Linked DNA regions of Homo sapiens: region 2 is linked to region 1. A link is an interaction called in ENCODE POLR2A ChIA-PET data of the cell type or tissue named here. Cell type or tissue: CD4-positive, alpha-beta T cell. All regions are shown on one strand. Links, peaks and the distances in the headings refer to the core of each region. The heading gives the core; the rest is flanking DNA.

Evidence for each region. ChIA-PET counts read pairs that join two places held together with the same protein. Peaks named below come from ENCODE experiments on the same cell type or tissue, not always from the same donor. Only the 100,000 strongest peaks of a DNase experiment are listed, where the experiment ranks them.
Region 2: POLR2A ChIA-PET joins it to region 1 with 15 read pairs; 24 of 35 experiments call an interaction of 5 or more read pairs at or near these places.

What each region holds. Positions count from the first base shown.
Region 1 is chr12:25,374,968-25,380,352 of GRCh38, forward strand. No RefSeq gene overlaps it. Among named protein-coding and RNA genes, the nearest start is that of KRAS, 130 kb to the left of the region's middle. In CD4-positive, alpha-beta T cell, for the core only: no CTCF peak of the experiment used is centred there; a DNase peak (open chromatin) is centred at 2,654; H3K27ac peaks cover 1,693 bases.
Region 2 is chr12:25,321,147-25,326,531 of GRCh38, forward strand. No RefSeq gene overlaps it. Among named protein-coding and RNA genes, the nearest start is that of KRAS, 73 kb to the left of the region's middle. In CD4-positive, alpha-beta T cell, for the core only: no CTCF peak of the experiment used is centred there; DNase peaks (open chromatin) are centred at 1,415 and 2,765; H3K4me3 peaks cover 481 bases; H3K27ac peaks cover 669 bases.

The DNA of each region.
Region 1 (5,385 bases), core at 263-5,262:
GGGAGAAGGGCCTGGGCATTGAATCAGACAGCCGAATGCTCTGGCACTAGCCAACATTTAACTGCTGTAAGGTTTAGGTGGGAAGGGGAAGAGGGACACTAAACCTCACTAGGTATCAGTTTCCTCATCTGTAACATAGTAACGGGAAATAGTCCCTACCTCATAAAACTATTATATGGATTAAATGAGATAGTGTGTGTCATCTGTTGTTACAAAGGCTGTTTAATGATACAGTGGGTGGCACTTAGTAAAGATTCAATAAATTCCTCCTGTTTTTCTTGTTTTTGTTTTTTTTTTTTCCTTTTTCTGGAGAACGGGGTCTCGCTATATTGCCCAGGCAGGTCTCGAACTCCTGGGCTCAAGCTATCCTCCCGCCTCTTGCCTCCCTGAGAGCTGGGATTACAGGCATGAGCCACCACGCCCTGCAAATTCCTCCAGTTTTTCTACAGATTGCAAACATGAACGTTACAAACAAGTCCTAGGGGGAGGATAAATTTTGCAGGGGAAGAACTGTGCATTTCAAAACATTGAATTTCCTCTCCCACCATGTTAACAGACTCTACAAAACCATTCTAAATATTTATTAAAATTATTCTTTTAAAATTTAAAAAAAAATTTTTTTTTTTTTGAGATGGAGTCTTGCTCTGTTGCCCAGGCTGGAGTGCAGTGGCACGAGCTTGACTCACTACAACAACCTCCGTGTCCTGGGTTCAAGTGATTTCCAGCTAATTTTTGTATTTTTAGTAGAGACAGGGTTTCATCATGTTGGCCAGGCTGGTCTAAACTCCTGACCTCAGGTAATCCACCCGCTCAGGCTTCCAAAGTGGTAGGATTACAGGCGTGAGCATCTGCGCCCGGCCTACCTATAATCTTAAGTATATACGTAACAATGCTACAATAAGGGGGACTTTAAAAAGTCAGTAATTCAGATTATATGTTTTTCTTATCTGTCTTCCCATCCTCTTCCTGATTTCCTAATCCCAGGTTCTGACACTATCCTCCAACCTTGATCTAAGCAAATTTCAGGGAGGAATTAATCTACCTCTTTATCCTCATTCCGTATTTATTTGCCTATTTATGCTCATTTCTATTTTCTCACCTTCCCTTGCTTTGCTCTTTTTGCAAAAAGTCACATTTCCCAGGCTCCCTTCCCAACTGGCTTCTAGTTAGATTTGGGCAACTGAAGATAACGGGACAGCAGGAGGAGGAAAACCAGCCTGTATCTTCCCTTTCTTTGTTTCAGGGTGCTTCTCCCATAGTGACTGCCTCTCTTTTCTGGTCCAGCTGCCTCCAGGCAGCCATAGCTCCTGGACTCCGGTAATACCACCTGTCCCTTTGGTCCCTCCAGCTTTGGGGTAGTAGCCCTGCTCTGCCTTATTCCTTATAAGTTTCCTGTTTTCTATCCGCCTTTTCAGTTTTTCTAATGTCTTTTCAAACAAGTTCTCCATAATTAACTTTTTACTATTAAACTTGCTGGCATGGGTTCTGTTTTCCTGAGCAGACACTGACTGATAAGAGTTCTCCATATTCAGTTAGTAACCAAGCCTTGTCAATCTGTAGCTCTCTATATTTCTCTTCACCTTTTTTTGCTGCCCTAGTACAGTCCAGCAACTCATACCTAGACTAACTTCTCCATTTCCAATCTTTTGACCTTCAGTCTAATTCCCCTTAAAGACTTACTCCATGCAACCACAAAAAAAAAAAAAAAAAAAAAAAAAGGAAATCATGTCCTTTGCAGCAACACGGATGCAGCTGGTCACCATTATCCTAAATGAATTGACACAGGAACAGAAAACCAAACACTGCATGTTCTCACTTATAAGTGGGAGCTAAACATTGGGTACACATGGACACAAAGATGGGAGCAATAAACATTGGAGATTCCAAAGAGGGAAGGGAGGGAAAGGGGCAAGGATTGAAAAACTACCTATCGGATACTATGTTCACTACTTGGGTGATGGGATAATTAGAAGCCCAAACTTCAGCATCACACAATATACCCATGTAACAAACCTGCACATGTACCATCTGAATCTAAAATAATAATTTTTTAAAAGAGGACTATAACATGAAAAAAAGAAAAATAGTCACCTTATTTTGCCCTTGTCACTATTAACCTCATTGAAAACCCCTCCAGGCTTGGTGTGGTTGCTCACGCCTGTAATCTCAGTACTGTGGGAGGACTAGGCGGGCAAACTGCTTGAGCCCAGGAGTTGGAGACCAGCCTGAGCAACATGGCAAAAACCTGTCTCTACAAAAAATACAAAAATTAGCCAGGCGGGGTGGTGTGCACATGTAGTCCCAGCTAGCTGGGAGGCTGAGATGGGAGGATTGCTTGAGCTTAGGAGAAAGAGGTTGCAGTGAGCTGAGATCACACCACTGCACTCCAGCCTGGGCGACAGAACAAGACTCTGTCTCAAAAAAAAAAACCAAAAAAAGCAAACCCCACAAAACCCCCCCCAAATAACCCTCCCCTTCCCTGCACCCCCTCACCCCCGTAACTCTTTATATCTTACACAAGAGCTAAGCTCCTTAGCATGAAGGACAAGGCTTTTTACAACCCATCTCTACCCTAGCCAGCTTCCTCTCTTGCTTCTCAAGGTTCTAGTAACAGCACATTGCTTACAACACTGGCTCACACACCCACTCACATTATGTGCATACACACAGCGACTCATATAAACATCCTGCTCTTCCTTCTCGCTGGTCTTGTCAGTTTCCTTCTTACCTATCTACTTCTGGCTGACTTTAACTCTCCTTCAAAACGCATCTCAGAAAGAATGTCTTCTCTGGAAAGCTTCTCTGAACACCCACGCTGGGCTGCCTCTGGGCTCATGCATACTTCTATGACTGCAGTTACCATGTTTTATTAAGATACCCTGTTTACAAGTCTTTTTCACTTATGTGGAGTGCCTCAAGAGCTCCAAAAATGCCCTCCTCATTTGTCTATGCTTCCATACTTTCTATCAAGAGATACTGGTGGAAATGAACTGAGCCATATCCCCATGTGCCCTGGCAGCCCAAATTAGAAACCAGTGAGTCATCCTTAATTTCCTTCTCCTTTACCCCCACATCCAATTGTCAATAAGTCCTCACTATTTTACCTCAGAAATTTCTCTGATATCTTGACCCTTTCTCTCTCACTCCATAGCCACTACCCTAATCTTCTAAGTCTGTGTTTTTAAGCTTTCTTCAACCATGACCCACGGTAAGAAATACATTTTGCATTGTGACACAAGAAATGCATTCTGGGCTGGATGTGGTGGCTCACGCCTCTAATTCCAGCACGTTGGGAGGCGAGGCGGGCGGATCACTTGAGGTCAGTAGTCCAAGACCAGCCTGGCCAACATGGCAAAACCCAGTCTCTACTAAAAATACAAAAATTAGACAGGCGTGGTGGCTGGCACCTGTAATCCCAGGTACTTGGGAGGCTGAGGCACGAGAATTGCTTGAACCCGGGAGGCAGAGGTAGTAGTAAGCCGAGATGGCGCCACTGCACTCCCAGCCTGGGCAACAGAGCGAGACAAAAAAGAGAGAAGGGAAGGGAAGGGAAGTGTAGGGTAGGGTAGGAGGGGAGGGGAGGATTCTGTGAAAGCAAAATATCTTAGGCCTCCAAAATCACTATGGAGAACTCAAGCTGGAAACTACTTAGGGCAAACCTGCCTCTCATTCTATTCAAAGTCACCCCTTTGCTCACTGAGATAGATGCATATCTAATTGCCTCCTTTGGGAAGGCTAATCAGAACCTCAAAAGAATGTAACTGTTTGTGTATCACCTATCTGTGACCTGGAAGCTCTCTCCCCACTTCCAGTCCTCCTGCCTTTGCTTCAAGTTGTCCTGCCTTTCCAGACTGACCCAATGTACTTCTTACATACATTGATTGATGTCTCATGTCTTCCTAAAATGCATCAAACCAAGCTGTGCCCTGACCACCTTGGGTACATGTTGTCAGGACCTCCTGAGGCTGTGTCATGGGTGCGTCTTCAACCTTGCCAAAATAAACTTTCTAAATTATTTGAGACCTGTCTCAAATTTTCGGGGTTCATAATTCTGAAGTTCAGATTTTTAATAAAGTCACTTTTATATAAAACACAATTTTGTAAAATGTAGCCAAGAGGGAATCTACTCAAGATTTAAATCCAACAATTAACTATCCATGTTTTCCTCATTTTAACATTATACTTCATGGTTTCAATCTTGTCATACTTTTTATCCAAAATGACAGTGTCTATGTTGAAAGTTAACGTTTCTGTAGTTAAACATGCTAAATTTTAAGTAAGCTCACTTTCTTCATTTTAAATAGTTAAATCTATCATAGAGGAGAGTTTATTAAAAATTTAAACTGCCCAGAAAGTTTATGCATAACCTGTAATTATGAATACATAAAATGGGAGATGGATGAAACAACATTTTTTGGTTGTGACCCACTAAAATCATTTCAGGATTCACTAACGGGTTGTGAACCACAGTTTGAAAAACCCCTGTTCTAGGCTCTCGTGATCACTTGTCTAAGTTACAGTTACTTCCCATCTTGTCTCTTTGTCTCCAGTCTGGCTTCTGTGCAGCTACCTTTCTGAAAAAAGACAGCTCTAACCCTGTCACTTTTTTCTTAGAAAAAAAAAATGTCCTTGGAGCCTGACTCATTATTACCTGTAAAGTAAAATCCATATTTCTTTTCTTTCTTTCTTTTTTCTTTTCTTTTCTTTTTTTTTTTTTTTTTTTTTGAGACAGAGTCTCACTCTGTTGCCCAGGCTGGAGTTCAGTAGTGCAATCTCGGCTCACTGCAAACTCCACGTCCCAGGTTCAAGTGATTCTCCTGCCACAGCCTCCTAAGTAGCTGGGACTACAGGCATGTGCCACCATACCCGACTAATTTTTTGTATTTTTAGTAGAGATGGGGTTTCGCCATGTTGGCTAGGCTGGTCTTCAACTCTTGACCTCAAGTGATCCACCCGCCTCGGCCTCCCAAAGTGCTGGGATTACATGTGTGAGCCATCACGCCTGGCCAAAATCCATATTTCATAGCATGATATCTAGGGTCCTCCACAACCAGCCCCACTGTAATATTTCACCCTTATCTCTACCCAGTGCCCTCACTCTCCACTACACCTCACTTCCATGAACTTTCCCCCCACTTGCTAACTCTCCTATCTCCATCTTTTCACCACTGCTGTTCCCTCCACTTGACATGCCCTTCCCCTCCGGATAGGTCTGTTAATCCTACTTTATTCTTCCATAGCCAAGTATCAATGGCATTATTTCTTTATACCTTCTCCACCTTCACCCTCACCTCTGAGAGTCTCGCAGATTAATTGCTCCCTCATTCAACATAGGTACCATCATGTTGGACACAAAGTACGACAGGGTTGAAACCATAAAGTGCA
Region 2 (5,385 bases), core at 323-5,322, 54 kb before region 1:
CGATTTCAACTATCTGCGCTATATGTATTTGAAGCTTGGCTGTGCTATTTATAATGATTTTGGAAACCTGGCATAACTTTTTGTGTATGCTTCAGTTTCTTAATCTTCTGAATTACGATCCTAATAGTGCTTAACTCATAAGGTTGTTATAAGGATTAAATGAGTTAATATCTCCAAAGCACTTAGAAATGTTTCTGGCACATAGTTTTTATGTCAAGTAAAGGCTATTTCCTGTGGTTTCCTCTTGGTACCATTTTAATAAATGCAGACAATTGGCCCCATGGCCACATGGCCTAACCAGACACCACCAGTTGGCAAAGAGCATGAGTGATCAAAAGTAAGGAGCTAGGAAAGTAAAGAATGTCGAATTAAGGGTCCAGTCTGGCTAAAGCACTGGGCTCAGGGGACTGCATATGCAGCCGTGATTTTAAAAGGTTGACAAGGAACAGGTTGTGGAGAAACTTAAATACTAAGATGGGGAGCTTGTCATCTATTCTGTAAGCCATGTAGCATTGCAAGATAATAGTGCTCTAGAAGGAGTTCTAGCAGTAGTAACGAGGATGGACAGGAGGCTGGGAGATAAGCAAGAAAATATTTTTAGAAAAGTTGCAATCATCAGGCAAGTGGTAATGAGACGCAAAACTAAGGTGGTGACAATGTCAGTAATATCAAAAGAGAAAATGTTACAATAAAAGAGACTATTTGTAAGCAAAACTAAAAATGTATAAAAATTATTTGCCTGGCTGTGATACGTCAGGCACATAGAAGGTGCTTTGTGAACATTGTTTCATTTAACTGGTGCAATACCTGGGCTGAGTAAATATGGGTACCTGATTAATTCAGATGAAGAAACTCAGGGAGATCACGCAATTAACCTGAGGTCACAGTTCTGGAAAGTGGCACAACAGGGATTCAACCCAAGTCAGTCTGGTTTCAAAGTTTCATCTTTTTTTTCACCGTTTAAATTCATGTAGGGTATGAGAGAAAGGGAGAGGCTGAATGTGCTCCCAAATGCTCTTGGAGGCTGAAAATGTATTAGTTTAGATGAGAACATTTCAAAGATGAGATGCTTCATTTGGCTTTGAAATTTAAAATTTTAATTGTTTTGGAGATATGGCAGTTTAGCAGGCAACTGGAAATTCAGATGCTGAATTAGGAGAGAAGTCAGGACTGGAAACACGTATTTTGGAGTCATTTGCAGAAAGTTGAAAAAGTTGAGTAAATAAGCTTTCCAAAAAAGATCACCAAAGAGAGTAAGATAAAAAGAGGGTCAAGAAAGACTCTTTGTAGTATTTCATTTAATGAGTAGAAGTGAAGGAAAATCTGTGAGGTACAGTGAGGTTAAAGGTTCAGAGAGGGGAGTCTAAGACTTCAAGGAAGAGAATTCAACAGGAAGTAGGTGTCAGCAGTGTCAGATGCTGCCGAGATCAGAGAGGGTAAGAATAGAGAAAAGTCCAATGAATTTGTGTTTAGGGAGGCCACTGGGGACATTTAGGAGAACCATTTTTGTAGAGTGGGAGACCTAGATTTAAAGTGACCATTTTGTAATGAAGGTAGAAAAGCAGAGGGGACATTAAAATGGGGATGGGAAACACCCAGCATGTTTCCATTAATAGGTCAAGGAGAAATCAAGAAGAATCAAGAGTGATTGACACTTTGTAGAAGGATGACTGATGGAGGGCAAGGCCGTGGAGAAGGCTGGAGAGAATGAGAACAGGGCATAGATGAGGAGTTTTCCCTGGAGAGGGGGTTAGTCTCTTCCTCTTTAGCCATCTGAAGAAATTCAGGGTAGAGGCAGTAAAGGACATGTTGCCTGCTCTCTCTTTCCTTAAAAAAGTAGATGCAAATAATGATCTGCTAAAGTTGAAGGGCTTCGATGGGGTATTTGAGGGGCAGAAGAAGAGTGTAAACAATCCAGGGCTTTCTTTTTTACCTTTTACTACCATATTGTTAAATGACTCATTGCAGACACTGCATTTCCTTTGTCTTCCCTTTATTGGCTTGTGGGTTGTTTTTACTGGCATCAAGCGTGAGATATAGTATACTTCCAGCTCTTTAAAGTGTTCTCATTTTTTCCTGGAACTTAGGAAATATATTTACTATTTCATGTAAAAAGTGAGAATACCAAAAGAGGATACGATTGTCACAAAACAATAAGCAAGTTAATTAAATAAGATATGGCAACTCAGCATAAAAATACTGAAGTGATGAACCATAAATGAGATTTTTAAAAAATGAATTCCTTAAAATGATAGTTAAATCACTTAAGTAAGCTTTGTCTTAGATGGCCATCACATTTTCTAAGCATTATCCCAGAAAAATGAGAAGCATATTTTTACTTTCAAGCATTGTTCCTCATACTTCATTTGCCCTATTTCAAGATAAGAAGAAATATCTTTCATAATGTGAGTAACAATAAAACCACTACTGATGATAACGGTAATAGAAACATTCCCAGTTCTTCCAAATTGTAGGTCAGGGACTGAACTTCAAAGGAAAGACTCTGAAATTCATGCAGAATGGGATGAATTCCAGCCCACCCACTGCAAAATGCTTCCCTACTCATCTATTTTCCAGAGATATGCTTAGTGTCGTGGGCATGCTCAGGGATTTTCCTGGTCATGGAGAAATGGCTGGTGTGTAGCTGCTCTGGTTCAGTTCTCATAGCTCTCTGAGGGACACAGAAAAGGGCTGAATCCAGCAGCTGTCTTAGCTGAAAGCTAAGGGGAAAAAGTGAGAGGGGGATGGTGAGATCAAACTTTCATGTGTGGCCCATTTTTGATGTGGCTGAAAGAACTGGTTAGAACAACACTTTTCATCTTGAGGAGCTCAGATATTTTTGGCCTCCAGATAATTCTATATGTGGATGGGCATAGTAACTAGCACAAGATTAAAGAAAAGACGGAAGAGGCACTCAGTGATGTATTTAGTTTGTTTAGTAAAGGCAGAGGTTTAATCACACACTTGCATTTTCCCTCTTCAAAACTTTTTCCCTTGAGGAAGAGCCATGCACTGTTTTACTGTTTACTAGGTGACAGTAAATTCTGTAATATGCATAGTGTAACTCTATGTTAGACAGTTACATAAATTAACCCATTTAATATTATCAACAACCCTGAAAGGTATATTTTGTTGCCTCAGTTTTGGAAGTGGAGACACCAACTGTCTAGAAAATAAGCCAATTTCCCAAGACCATTCAGCTAGAAAACAGAGAAACTGAAATTTGAATACAGATTGTGTGGATACAAAGCCCATGCTCCACCAAAGGAAGCTTATCCATGGACTTCCCCTACCCCTACCCACACATATACTATAGCCCTCCACCCAGAGATAGTCTTATTTTTTCTCTTGATTAAAAAAATAATAATAATTCCAGGGCAGGGTGGCTGAAGCCTGTAATCCCAGCATTTTGGGAGGCCGAGGTGGGAGGATCACTTGAGGTCAGGAGTTCGTGACCAGCCTGGCCAACATAGTGAAACCCCGTTTCTACTAAAAATACAAAAATTAGCAGGGCATGGTGGTGTGCACCTATAATCCCAGCTACTTGGGAGGCTGAGGCAGGAGAATCACTTGAACCCAGGAGGCGGAGGTTGCAGTGAGCTGAAATTGTGCCACTGCACTCCAGCCTAGGTGACAGAGTGAGACTCCATCTCAAAAAACAATAATAATAATAATTCTAAATTTTAGGCTTAAAAAGTCCTGAAGAAGAGAGCTCTAAGATTTGACTTCTGAAAGGTAAGTTCCAATGTTACCAATGTTCACTCTGTTAAATTTTTATGAGACTCTAAACCACTTTTAAAAATGTAATAATGGTCTTTGAGCAAAATTGGAAAATACACATACATACATAATTTAGGATACACTGAAGTCTGGCTTCAGCCTCCGAATTCAGACAAAATTTACTGTTTGGTTTCAGTTTCAGACTTGACCTTGACTTTCGAAAGGCAGAATGGTTGAATGCCTACTCTATAATATAATGTCAGGAACACAAACAAGGTTTGTTATTCTGATTAACATTAATATCTGAATATTCACTTTCAAATATAAGTGATTATAATATTATATATAGTATAATATGAATACATAAGATTTCTATTATAATGCTCATCATGTAAGTATTCCAGATAGTACTTTGAGTAAAAATTCACTTGTGCGCTTTGTTCCAGTTTTGACAGTTGAAGTATAAATGCATTTTTACTATTCTGAGAGTAAAATGCTATAATAATTAATGATTATAAAGTTACTAATTTTATCTACCAAAAAAGTTCCTCAATTATTAACAGCTTTCAAATAGTTAAGTAGAACAGGATTGACAGTTACTATGAAAATAGATTTATAATCCCTTATCTGAATTCCTTGGGATCATATGTCCTTTGAAATGAAGAACTATTCAGATTTTAGGGAGGTAGTAGATTGCATGTACTATATTTATCAACCTTTCCAGGGGTCGGGGGGTTAGGAAACAAGTCGATGTAGCACATTACTATGTGGTAAAATGTGTGACCATTCCCACTAAGCCTCACATCAGATCACACAGATTCTGTGGCCAAATGAGTTATGAAAATATTTCCATTTCTCAGAGCTTTGGATGTTTAAATTGGACATAAAGGATTGTGGACATTTTAAGGGAGGCATTCCTAGACAACGTTAGGAAAAATAACAAATTATTTATAAATAAATGTTCATAAGCATAAAAATAATAACATAAGACAGAAATATCGAGATACTGTTAAAATTACATCATAATGCCAATCTTAAGAGTTGTTTTGTGATGTGAAATTTTTAACATTAAACAAAAATAAACTTTTAGGATTGCATTTAACTGTAGTCATTTAATTCCACATAGACCATTTTTCAGGAAAAAAAAGACCCTATTTGGGATTACTTTAAACCTTGCAGAATGAACTAAAATAATTCAGTGTTACCATCTATAAATTTCACAAAAATGAAAAGCTCTAAAATTATGTATAATAACACTCATGATAAAGATAAAGCATATGATAGCCAAAGAAAAACTAAAAAGAAAAAAAAAGATAAAGCACATGATGGAAAGAACAGAATCTTAGAGAAAGAGAAGTCACTCAAAACATACCTTGTACTCACTACTCAAAACTCCAAAGCAATAGCCTTTATAAGAGTGCTTTAAGATACTTTCTTAGGATTTTGAATCTATGGATTCAAAAAATATTTTAAAAGCTTGTTAAAATGATTGTTACAGATTGTAACCATGTAAAGATAAAGGATATTTTAGACTTACCCAAGCTGTGAGTCCTAGGTACAACATTTCTTCCAGAAAACATGTTACTGAAAATTATTTTCTGCTTTGCACAGAAAAGGTGAGTGTTGCTATTATATGTGCCACTTGAAAGGGGGCGTCTCTCCAGT